2 separate regions of the Homo sapiens genome follow, and region 1 is linked to region 2. A link is a loop called in an ENCODE intact Hi-C map of the cell type or tissue named here. Cell type or tissue: PC-3. All regions are shown on one strand. Each heading gives the region's core, and the rest is flanking DNA. Links, peaks and the distances in the headings are about the cores only.

Region 1 (5,387 bases), core at 324-5,323, 60 kb after region 2:
AGGTGAAGTGCTGCCTCTGAGCCATTCTGTCAGCGGTTGGCCTGGGTAGATGATTTCTTTGCAACGAAGCTTCAGCTGAAGTGTTAAAGAATATCAAGTCTTTGTACACAGGGGTCTTAGGTAAAGAGACAACTGGTCATGACTACTGTACCATGTAGGAAACAGATACCGCTGTAGCACAGATGGTTAGTTTCTGAACGTATCTAGCCAATGTCAGTTGCAGAAGAGTCTCTTCACTTTCCTCTTCTGCATAGGCCACTGCTCTGAAGCATCTTTTATGGATGCTGCTTTAATTTTGACACTGAATGAGTTAAGGCTGGCAGTTTTCTTCTCTGAGGCAAATTGTCTGCTCTTTTTTTCATAAACCACCTGACTCAGTCCAACACATTCATTTTAACTCAGTCTGTGACCAAAGCTCCGTAACTTTATTTTCTATATTCCAGTGGCCTTTCTGCCATGCTTCTCCAGTGTAGACATGCTGGCACTCAATACTGTCACAAAGTCGAAGCTAAGAAAACTTGCTAGAGTTGTGTTTGCTAGAAAAGACATTCATCCCTTCCCCACTTTCTTTGTCATCAATCATATATTTTTTAGGCCAGTTGTGGTGGTTCACGCCTATAATCCCAGCACTATGGGAGGCTGAGGTGGGAGTACTGCTTAAGGCCAGGGTTCAAGACCAACCTGGGCAACAAAAAGAGACCCTGTCTCTACATTAAAAATAAAAAAAGTAAATAACATGTGTATTTTATCTTCCATTCATTTTTTTCTATTGGGGTATTTGTCTTTCTCTTTTTGATTTGTAGGTAATTCCTTCTTTATCATGGATGCAAACTAGTTACAGGTATCACCAAATCTCTTCTACTCTACACTTTGCTTTTTTACTCTCTTAATGATGTTTTTCAATGAGCAGAAGTTCTTAATTTTAATTTTTATTGATCCTTTTCTTTATACTTGGAGCTTTTTGTAACCTGTTTAAGAAATCTTTGCCTATTCCAAGGTCGTGAAGATGTTCTTCTAGATTATCTTGTAGAAGCTTTATTGTTTTGTCTTTCACATTTATATCTGCAAACCATCTCAAGTTAATTTTATATGTAGTACAAGAGAGGGGTCAAGATTCATTTTTTCCTTATGGTATCCAATAAACCCAGCACCACTACTGAACACACTGTCCTTCCCCCACTTCCCTTCAGTACCGTCATGGTCGTAAATCACGTATCCAAATGTGTGGGGATCTGTTTCTGAATTCACTAGCCTGTTTCATTCTAATACTAATTTCCTATGTTAATTTATTTCTTTTCCTGTTCATAATCTTGGTTGTTTTCTCTCAACCAAGTTTCTGAAATCACTAGCCTGTTTCATTGTAATATTGATTTCCTATGTTTCTGTTTCTGATCTGTTTCTGAATTCACTAGCCTGTTTCGTTCTAATATTGATTTCCTATGTTAATTTATTTCTTTTCCTGTTCATAATTTCGGTTTTTTTTCTCTCTTTCTTTCTCTCTAGTCTTCTCTCTTTCTCTTTTTCTTTCTTCTGCTCTCTCTTTCTCTCTCTCTCATATACTAAAATAGATTTATAAGGTATTGTTAGCTTTATAGTAGTTTTGAAAGAACCAGCTTTTAGCTTATTTATATTTTCTCTGATCTGTATTCCTATTTTACTAATTTTGGCTTTTATCTTTATTAATATTCCTCTTCCTGCTTTACTTGGCCATCTTTCAATTCTTTTTCTACTGTCTCAAAATAAAGCAGCTCACAAGGAGTGTGAGTGCTTAAAAAAGCAGCTCACAAGGAGTATGTCCAAAAGGCCAATAAATAGCTTTTAGTAGATACTGCCATTCAATTTTCCAAAGTGATGAGTCAATCTACTCTTCACCAGCAATGCATGAGAGATCAAGCTCTCCACACCCTCACCAATACTGGGTGTTGTGGAATTTTGTGGTTTTAATTTCTGTTTCCTGGTGACAGAGACTGAGTACATTTTCATATGCAAAACATAATGTGGAACTACAGAAGAGCACAAAAGAGTAAGTTCTGTATGATTCTATGCATATGAAGTTCAAAAACAGGCAAATGGATCTCTGCTGGTCAAAGGTAGAATAATGGTTCTTATTACCTTTGGGGACAAGTAAGCAGGTAGCAGTGAGGAGGGGCATGAGGGCACTGCTGGGAGGGCAGTAAGGTTCTATTTCTTGGTGTGATGATGGTTACATGGAATAAAGTTATAATCATTCTTCAAGCTGTACAGTTATGATGTGTGGATTTTTATGTTTGTATACTTCAGTACAGACATACAAAAACATTTGTAAATGTATATATAAAAACATAAAATGCATATAATGTCATGTATGTATATATACATTTTATGTTTACATACATATATATTCTTTTTTTTTTTTTTGAGACAGTCTTGCTCTGTCGCTCAGGCTGGAGTACAGTGGCATAATCTCGGCTCACTGCAGCCTCTGCCTCCCAGCTTCAGGTTATTCTTCTGCCTCAGTCTCCTGAGTAGCTGGGATTACAGACGTGCACCACCACACCTGGCTAATTTTTTGTACTTTTAGTAGAGATGGGATTTTGCCCTGTTAGCCAGACTGGTCTCGAACTCCTGACCTCAAGTGATCCACCCACCTCGACCTCCCACAGTGCTGGGATTACAGGTGTGAGCCACTGCTCTCTGATTTACATATATATTCTTTATAAGGAAATAAAATATAGACTGATAAACCAAATATTTTGGAATAACTTTTAAAGATAGTAATGCTAAAGTACATTTTGGTACCTTCCTCACTAAGGCTTAACTCTTTTTTTCTTTTTCTTTCTTTTTTTTTTTTTTTGAGACAGAGTAGCTGGGATTACAGGCGCGCACCACCACACCTGGCTAATTTTTTTGTATTTTTAGTAGGGACAGGGTTTCACCATGTGTAGCCAGGATGGTCTAGATCTCCTGACCTTGTGATCCACCCGCCTCGGCCTTCCAAAGTGCTGGGATTACAGGTGTGAGCCACCGCGCCAGGCCACTAAGGCTTAACTGTTAATTATAATTTACCCTATTCCTGATCTTATACATCACCTTCAACTAAAACCCTAGTATTTATTTGTCACTCTAAATCTTGATGACTAAACTTTCTTGGACCTAAGGCTCACTGGCTTTGCATCAGAACTCTTAAGAGAGTTGTTTATCTTTTGGTTGTTAGTGGTGTTGACTCTCCTAGCAAGAATTTTCACAATATCATAACTTCCCTGTGTTAGTCAGGAGGTTTGCTACTTATATCTTTTCCTGTTGCATAGCGACAGCCACCTCAAGAACTGTACTCAGCTCCTTGAATGCACAGGGTGCTCCGTAAGTGCTTTTTGAATGGACAGTTGGATGGATGCATGGAGGTGTGAATAGATGGAAGTAACAGTCTGCTCAATCCAGTAATGTACCATCAAAAATTTAAAACTCTACTACTGCCAATAAAAAGGTGTTCTGCCTCCTTCCCATTTCACAGGGTGACAGCTGGTTATTTGGATAAAATGGGCAGTTTGTTAGTTTAATACTGTTTAGTTGGATTTTTTCAATTGCCTCTATTAAAAGGACTATAACCTTTATCAGAGATCGTATTATCACATTTTAAATGAATTCAATAAAATATTAGCTGGTTTAATATATAAGACATTGAAATTAAGCAAATAGCGTTAAGCAGATGATGATATGTATTAGGCCGTTCTTGCACTGCTATAAAGAAATTCCTGAGACTGGGTAATTTATAAAGAAAAGAAGTTTAATTGGCTCACGATTCTGCAGGCTTTACAGGAAGCATGGTGCTGGAATCTGCCTGGCTTCTGGTGAAGCCTCAGGGAGCTTTCAGTCATGATGGACGGCGAGGGGAAACAGTCATGTCATATGTCGAAAGCAGGAGCAAGAGGGAGAGAGAGTGGTGGGGAGGTGCCACATAAGTTTAAACGACCAGATCTCATGTGAACTCAGGGCCTGAGAGCTCACTTATCACCAAGGGGATGACCCAAGCCATTTATAAGGGATCTGCCCCAATGACCCACACACCTCCCACCAGGCACCTCCTCCAATATAATATAATTGGGGATTATATTTCAACATGAGATTTGGGTGAAGACAAATATCTAAACTTTATCATGATGATATCTTTTGAATCCTTTCTTCATGCACTTCACTGTACTAAATAACTTTGCATGCATGATTTGCCTTACTACACACAACAAATAGGAGGTAGATGTTATTACTATGATGAGATGAGAAATGTGTGGAAGGACACACAACAGTCAGCAAGTGAGCATGGCTGTATTTCAAGCCTTGGGAATTTGTTTCCCGAACCTACACTCCTACCCATCACCCCATACCAATGACAACGTTCACACAGAGTTGTAGTGGAGAAGGGTGTTTTATGGTTTGCCTTGCAGGCATGATTCCTGAGACCACAGCTTTTGAAAACATAAAACTTTTCCCCAATACAGAAAGAAATTCTATTTCTTTGTAACTCTCCTGATGCTGTATATGCCACCTTCTCATAGCCATCCTCCTCCTTACAAATTCTAAATAAAAACCCCAGAAAACATAAAATGCATTTGCGGTGGACCATTTGAAAGAGAGGTTGAGGGGTTCCAATCAGCCCCTGGTTAAAGGACAACCCTTGTGGATAAGCCTTCGAGAAGGAAGGAGACGTGATGGAAAGGCCCCTAACCATACCCAGCCCAGTCCCTGCGCTATCACGCACCCTCTGACTTTGAACAGCTCTGTATAATGGAAGAATCTCAGAATCAGAGCCATTCCAATCTCAGCGCTCACACTAACTGTATATCCTTTGGGATACAACTTAAATGTTTCCTCATTGGTAAAATAGGCAGGGTCATTGTGAGAATTAAAGGAGAGTCCACTCACACACCTGTGTGTGATAAACAGCTGCCATTGTTATTTATATTGATGCCATCAATGCTTTTAGTAAAAATCTGCTATTATTAACGCATTCATATAGCACCTCCTAGGAACTGCACAATTTCCTGGTCAACCAGGAAAGGCCTCCTTTGAAGCCACAGGATGCTGCCTCCTAATAATTGTTACAAACAAAACCTGGAACTGTAACATGTGTCCCGTATCGCCCCCGCAACCCCACCCCCCTGCCAGAACTGGGAAGCTGTTGAAAGACCAAAGAATGACTTAGACAAGTCCAGTTTGGTGAGTAAATGAGTTTATTAGGACTTACATACAGGGCACTCCTGGGTGGCAGCAAGACAGCCCTAGAGATCTGTGCCATCTCCCATATCTAAGCTGCTTTTAAGCTGGTTTTCTGGCTCTTTGCCTGCTGTGTGTTTGCAATGAGACTGTTTTTCTTGGTGTGTTCTCAGATACTCTCTGGGATGTTTAGGTTCTCA
Region 2 (5,387 bases), core at 170-5,169:
TATTGGACCAGCATTTCTGAATTCATAATTGTCAGTTTCTTACCTGGAAGTTTGCCTCCCCAAGCTAAGTTCTCCCTCTCTATTGTGTGTCCCATGGTCACTGAAGACAGCTATGCTTTTAATAAGCAATCATTTGTGGAGCGGCTACCAGGGACAAGGCATTATGTTAGGGGCTGTGAGGGAGACCGACAGAACCACCATTTGTTGAGTATTGTTTTCTGTGTACCAAACTCTGAGCTAGGCCTTTTATATACCTTATTTCATTTACAAAGATGAATAAAGTTTCTCACCATGAGGAGGTAAATATTATTTAAGGAAATAAGCATATAGACACAAAAGGATAATGAAGAAGGAAGAAGTCATTGCTAAGGGTGTGGTCATGAAAGTCTGCAAATGAAAAGTTGGATTTGATATGGGCTTGCAAGGACCAGCAACATTTGGGAAGGGAGAGAGAAGAAAAGTAGGCCAGGCCGGACGCGGTGGTTCACGCCTATAATCCCAGCACTTTGGGAGGCTGAGGCGGGTGGATCACCTGAGGTCAGGGGTTCGAGACCAGCCTGGCCAACACGGTGAAACCCCATCTCTACTAAAAATACAAAAATTAGGCAGGCATGGTGGTGGGCACCTGTAATCCCAGCTACTTGGGAGGCTGAGGAAGGAGAATCACTTGAACCTGGGAGACGGAAGTTGCAGTAAGCCGAGATCATGCCACTGCACTCCAGCCTGGGCGACAGAGCGAGATTCCCTCTCAAAAAAAAAAAAAAAAGAAGAAGAAAAGAAAAGGAGGCCATCCACTGGAAGCATTGCATGAGCAAGTCTACAAATGGGGATGAATTTCTGTGCCCATCAGGCATTGAGGAACCCACTCCTGAGGACTGAGTAGGATAACCCCCTCCAATAACTGAGAGACAATAGCGTCAGCGTCAAACAAACTTGGACTCAAATCCCACTTGTGTCACACACTAACTAAATTAGTAAACCTTTCTGAGTCTCAATTTCCTCATCTCTAAAATGGGAATAAAACGTTTCATCCCCAGAGTCTGAAAGAGGATTAGATCAAGTTATACTATATGTAAAGTACCCAGCCCTTTATGCTGGCAATAGTGAGACCAGAAAAACAGTTTACATCATGTACTATGTGGAAATTGATTGAGCTTCTGGTGTTAGAGCCCCACATGGTTTGCAAAACATTCTCACAAACACTACCTCAACAGAGATAGCCTCCCAATAATCCTGTGGGTAGGTAGAGGTGGCATGACTCTGATTCCCATTTTAAATTTGGGAAATCTGAGGTTTAGAGAAGCCTTGACTTTCCCAAGTTCCTGGCTTTAGGGTCAGACAGACCTGAGTTCAGAAGCTGACTCTGTCAGTGAGCAGCAGGGACACTTAACCTCTCTGAGCCTCAGCTTCTTTATGGCCTGTGGTCAACTTTTTACATCCACATTATTTCCTAAATATTTAATTTTATTATTTCAATTCTTGAATAGATAGTACAAGTTTCAAAAATTAAAAAAATACAAAAAGCTACATGATGGAAAGTCTCCCTCCCACTTCTGTCCATTATGTGCCCTGTTCCACCACATCCTATGGGTAATCTGTGACTCCTATGCTAGTTTTCTGTGTATCCTTTTCTGGTCTCTTTATGCATATAGAAGCAAATCCAAATGTGTGTGTGTGTGTGTGTGTGTGTGTGTATATATATATATATGTACTTCTGCAATTTACATCATTTTTTACCAACACATCTTGGGTATTTTTTCATATCAGTACCTTCCAGCTTCCATATTTTTTTCACAGTTGCATAGTATTTCATTATATGACTATACACCACCTTTACCTACCCACAGGATTATTGGGAGGCTGTCTCTGTTCTGGTAGTGTTTGTGACAGTACTTTGCAATCCATGCAGTCCTTTTTTTTTTTTTTTTTTTTTTTTTTTTTGAGACAGAGTTTTGCTCTTGTTGCCCAGGCTGGAGTGCAATGGTGCAATCTTGGCTCATCACAACTTCCACCTCCTGGGTTTAACCAATTCTCCTGCCTCAGCTTCCTGAGTAGCTGGGATTACAGGCATGTGCCACCATGCCCGGCTAATTTTGTATTTTTAGTAGAGATGGGGTTTCTCCATGTTGGTCAGGCTGGTCTCGAACCCCTGACCTCAGGTGATCCACCCACATCGGCCTCCCAAAATGCTGGGATTACAGGCATGAGCCACCGTGCCCAGCCTGCATTCTCCTATTGATGGGCATTTAGGTCATTGCCAATCTTTTGCTATTATAAACAATACTGCATATTGCATATAAACATTTGCATATAAACAATACTGAATAACCTTGTGCATATGTCACTTTCTATATGAGTACACTGTAGGATAAGTTCCTAGAAATACAGTTACTAGATGAAACAATTTGTGCATTTGTAATTTTCATAGCTGTTGCCAAATTGTCCTCCATCAGGTTTTACTCCCACCCACAGTGTATGAGAGTGCCTGTTTCCTCATGTCTTTACCAGCTCAGCATGTTACCAAACCCTTGTATTTTTGCCAATCTGACAGGTAAGAATTCTATCTTGAGGGAGTTTTAATCTGAATTTGTCTTACTATGAATGAGATTGAGCGTATGTCCATATATTTAAACAACTATTTGTATTTTCTTCACCGTGAACTGTATGTTCATAATCTTTGCCCATTTTTCTACTGAGTTGTTGGGCTTTCATATTTTATAAGAAGGAAATTTACATAGGGAAAAGTGTGTATTAGAAACCTAAGCCCTTTGTTTGTGGTATGAGTTGCAAATAACTTTCTCATGTTGATTTTGCTCCTTACGTCAGTTATTTTTTTCTGTGTACAAACCATCCCAAAATTGTTTGGCTAGAAGCAACAGTCACTTGTTTGCTCAAGATTCTATGGTTTGGGTTCCGCTGAGACAGTTCATCTGTATTCGTATGGTGGTCACAGGTTCCAGGAAACAGCAAGAGAGCAAGCACCAATGCCCACGTGCTTTAAGACCCTACTTGCATCACATTTGTTATTGTCCCTGTGGCTAAAGCAAGTAATATGGCAAGGCTAGAGTTAGGATGGGAAGGGAATACCAAAGATGTGAATAAAAGGAAGGAATTTTGTGGCTATTTTTGCAAACAATCTACCACACTTATGACATTTGTTTGCTTGGTTTTTATTTCTTTTCTTGGTGATAGTGGTGTTAGTTTATTTTTCTATCAAGTATGAAATTTTTAAGTAATGCAGTTTGTAATGCAATCTTTTCCTTCAAAGGTTCTGAGTTTTGAATAATAATTAGAAAGCCCTTCCCCACTCTCAGCTTATGAAGGTAATTCCTATTTTCTTCTAGTACTTTTACGGCTTCATTTATCACATATAAAGTTTGATCCATTTAGAATTCACCTTTGTGTTCACTCCACATATATGTTCTTAGCTAAAGCCTAGTTCTCCTCTATTTGGGAAGGTTGTCTTTTCATTCGGGATTGGCAAAGTTATGACCAATAACAAACAACTTTTAAATCTCAGTGGCTTTTAACAGCATGGTTTATTTCTGGCTCATTCTATGTGCCCATCATGGTTTGGCATAAGCTCAGTTCCATATGAACCTTCCTCCAGGCCCCAGGCCAGTGGACCACTTCCATCTAGTCTTCCATTACCAGTCTCGCCCAGAGGGAGAGAAAGCACAACCAAGCATGCACTGCCTCTCACAGCCTCCTCTTGGAGATAGCCCATGTCCCTCCCATTCATATTTCATTGGCTAAAGCAAGTTACATGACCAATCCTGCTGTCAACAGGGTAGCAAAGTACAATCCTCCCGAGACCTTAGGGACAGCAAATATTGGGAACATTTCATCCTCCATCATCGTCCTTTCTGTTGATGTGCAGCTTTGAAAAAGCACACACCTGGAGCCAGAAGCAGGCTGGGGAGCCCATCTCACCAGGTAGGCCGGCACATCATCACTGGCCTGTGATGATGTGTCTCAGAGCCAAATTAACCCCACACCCAACCTTTCTCTCCAAGATCTTGCATCCTGCTCAGAGCAGAGAGCATGTGTGCAGTCAGGAGCAGCAGAGTGGAGATAGGGAGGAAAGTGGGAATCCTCCAGGGAACATTAGGATCAAACTGTGTCCCACTATCTTAATCCATTTGGGCTGCTTTAATAGAGTACCATGAACTGGGTAGTTTAAACAGCCAACATGTATTTCTCACAATTCTGAGGCTGAAAGTTCAAGATCGGGGTGTCAACATGGTCAGGTTGTGGTGAGGGCTCTCTTCTGGGATGCAGACTGCTGACCTTTTGTTTTTCCTCACATGGAAGAGAGAAGGTGAGAGAGCTCTCCGGGGTCTCCCAGCTTTTTGTTGTCGTTCTTGTTGTTGTTGAGATGGAGTTTCGCTCTGCTGCCCAGGCTGGAGTGCAATGGCGCGATCTCAGCTCACTGCAACCTCTGCCTCCCAGGTTCAAATGATTCTCCTGCCTCATCCTCTCGTATAGCTGGGATTATAGGCACCCACCACCACGACCAGCTAATTTTTGTATTTTTTTAGTAGAGACCAGGTTTCCCCTTGTTGGCCAGGGTGGTCTCGAACTCCTGACCTCAGGTAATCTGCCCACCTCAGCCTCTCAAAGTGCTGGGAATACAGGCATGAGCCACCGTGTCTGGCCAGGGGTCCCTTTTATAAAGGCACTAAATCTCATTCATGAGGGCTCCTCCCTCATGATCTAATCACCTCCCAGAGGTCCCATCTCCCAATGCCATCACATCAGGGATTAGGATTTCAACATATGCATTTTGGAAGGACACATTCAGTCCATCACACCTCCCAAAAAGATATACTAGAGTCCTAAACATCCCCCTTTAGTACCTCAGAATGTGACTTCATTTAGAGTTAGAATTTTTTTTTTTTTTTTTTTGAGACAAAGTCTTGCTCTGTCACCCAGGCTGGAGTGCAATGGCATGATCTTGGCTCCCTACAACCTCTGCCTCCCAGGTTCCAGCAATTCTCCTGCCTCAGCCTCCCCAGTAGCTAGGATTACAGGTGCACACCACCACACCCAGCTAATTTTTGTATTTTTAGTAGAGATGGGGTTTCACCATGTTGGCCAGGCTGGTCTAGAACTCCTGACCTCATGATCTGCCCACCTTGGCCTTCCAAAGTGCTGGAATTACAGGCATGAGTCACTGTGCCCAGCCTGGAGTTAGGATCTTTAGAGAGGTATTCAAGTTACAATGAGGTCATTAGGGTGGGTCTAAATCCAATATGAATGGTGTCCTTATTTTTTTATTTTTTATTTTTTATTATACTTTAAGTTTTAGGGTACATATGCACAATGTGCAGGTTAGTTACATATGTATACATGTGCCATATTGGTGTGCTGCACCCATTAACTCG

What was found. Hi-C counts contacts between places; a loop is a spot of excess contacts. Peaks named below come from ENCODE experiments on the same cell type or tissue, not always from the same donor. Only the 100,000 strongest peaks of a DNase experiment are listed, where the experiment ranks them.
Region 1: it touches region 2 in a loop (2.7-fold over the local background); 1 of 110 quality-filtered maps calls a loop at or near these places.

The regions. Positions count from the first base shown.
Region 1 is chr1:117,164,101-117,169,487 of GRCh38, reverse strand. All of the region lies in intron 2 of VTCN1 (V-set domain containing T cell activation inhibitor 1), which reads left to right. Among named protein-coding and RNA genes, the nearest start is that of VTCN1, 44 kb to the left of the region's middle. In PC-3, for the core only: no CTCF peak of the experiment used is centred there; a DNase peak (open chromatin) is centred at 3,217; H3K27ac peaks cover 1,548 bases.
Region 2 is chr1:117,223,658-117,229,044 of GRCh38, reverse strand. No RefSeq gene overlaps it. Among named protein-coding and RNA genes, the nearest start is that of VTCN1, 15 kb to the right of the region's middle. In PC-3, for the core only: no CTCF peak of the experiment used is centred there; a DNase peak (open chromatin) is centred at 2,944; H3K4me3 peaks cover 430 bases; H3K27ac peaks cover 2,092 bases.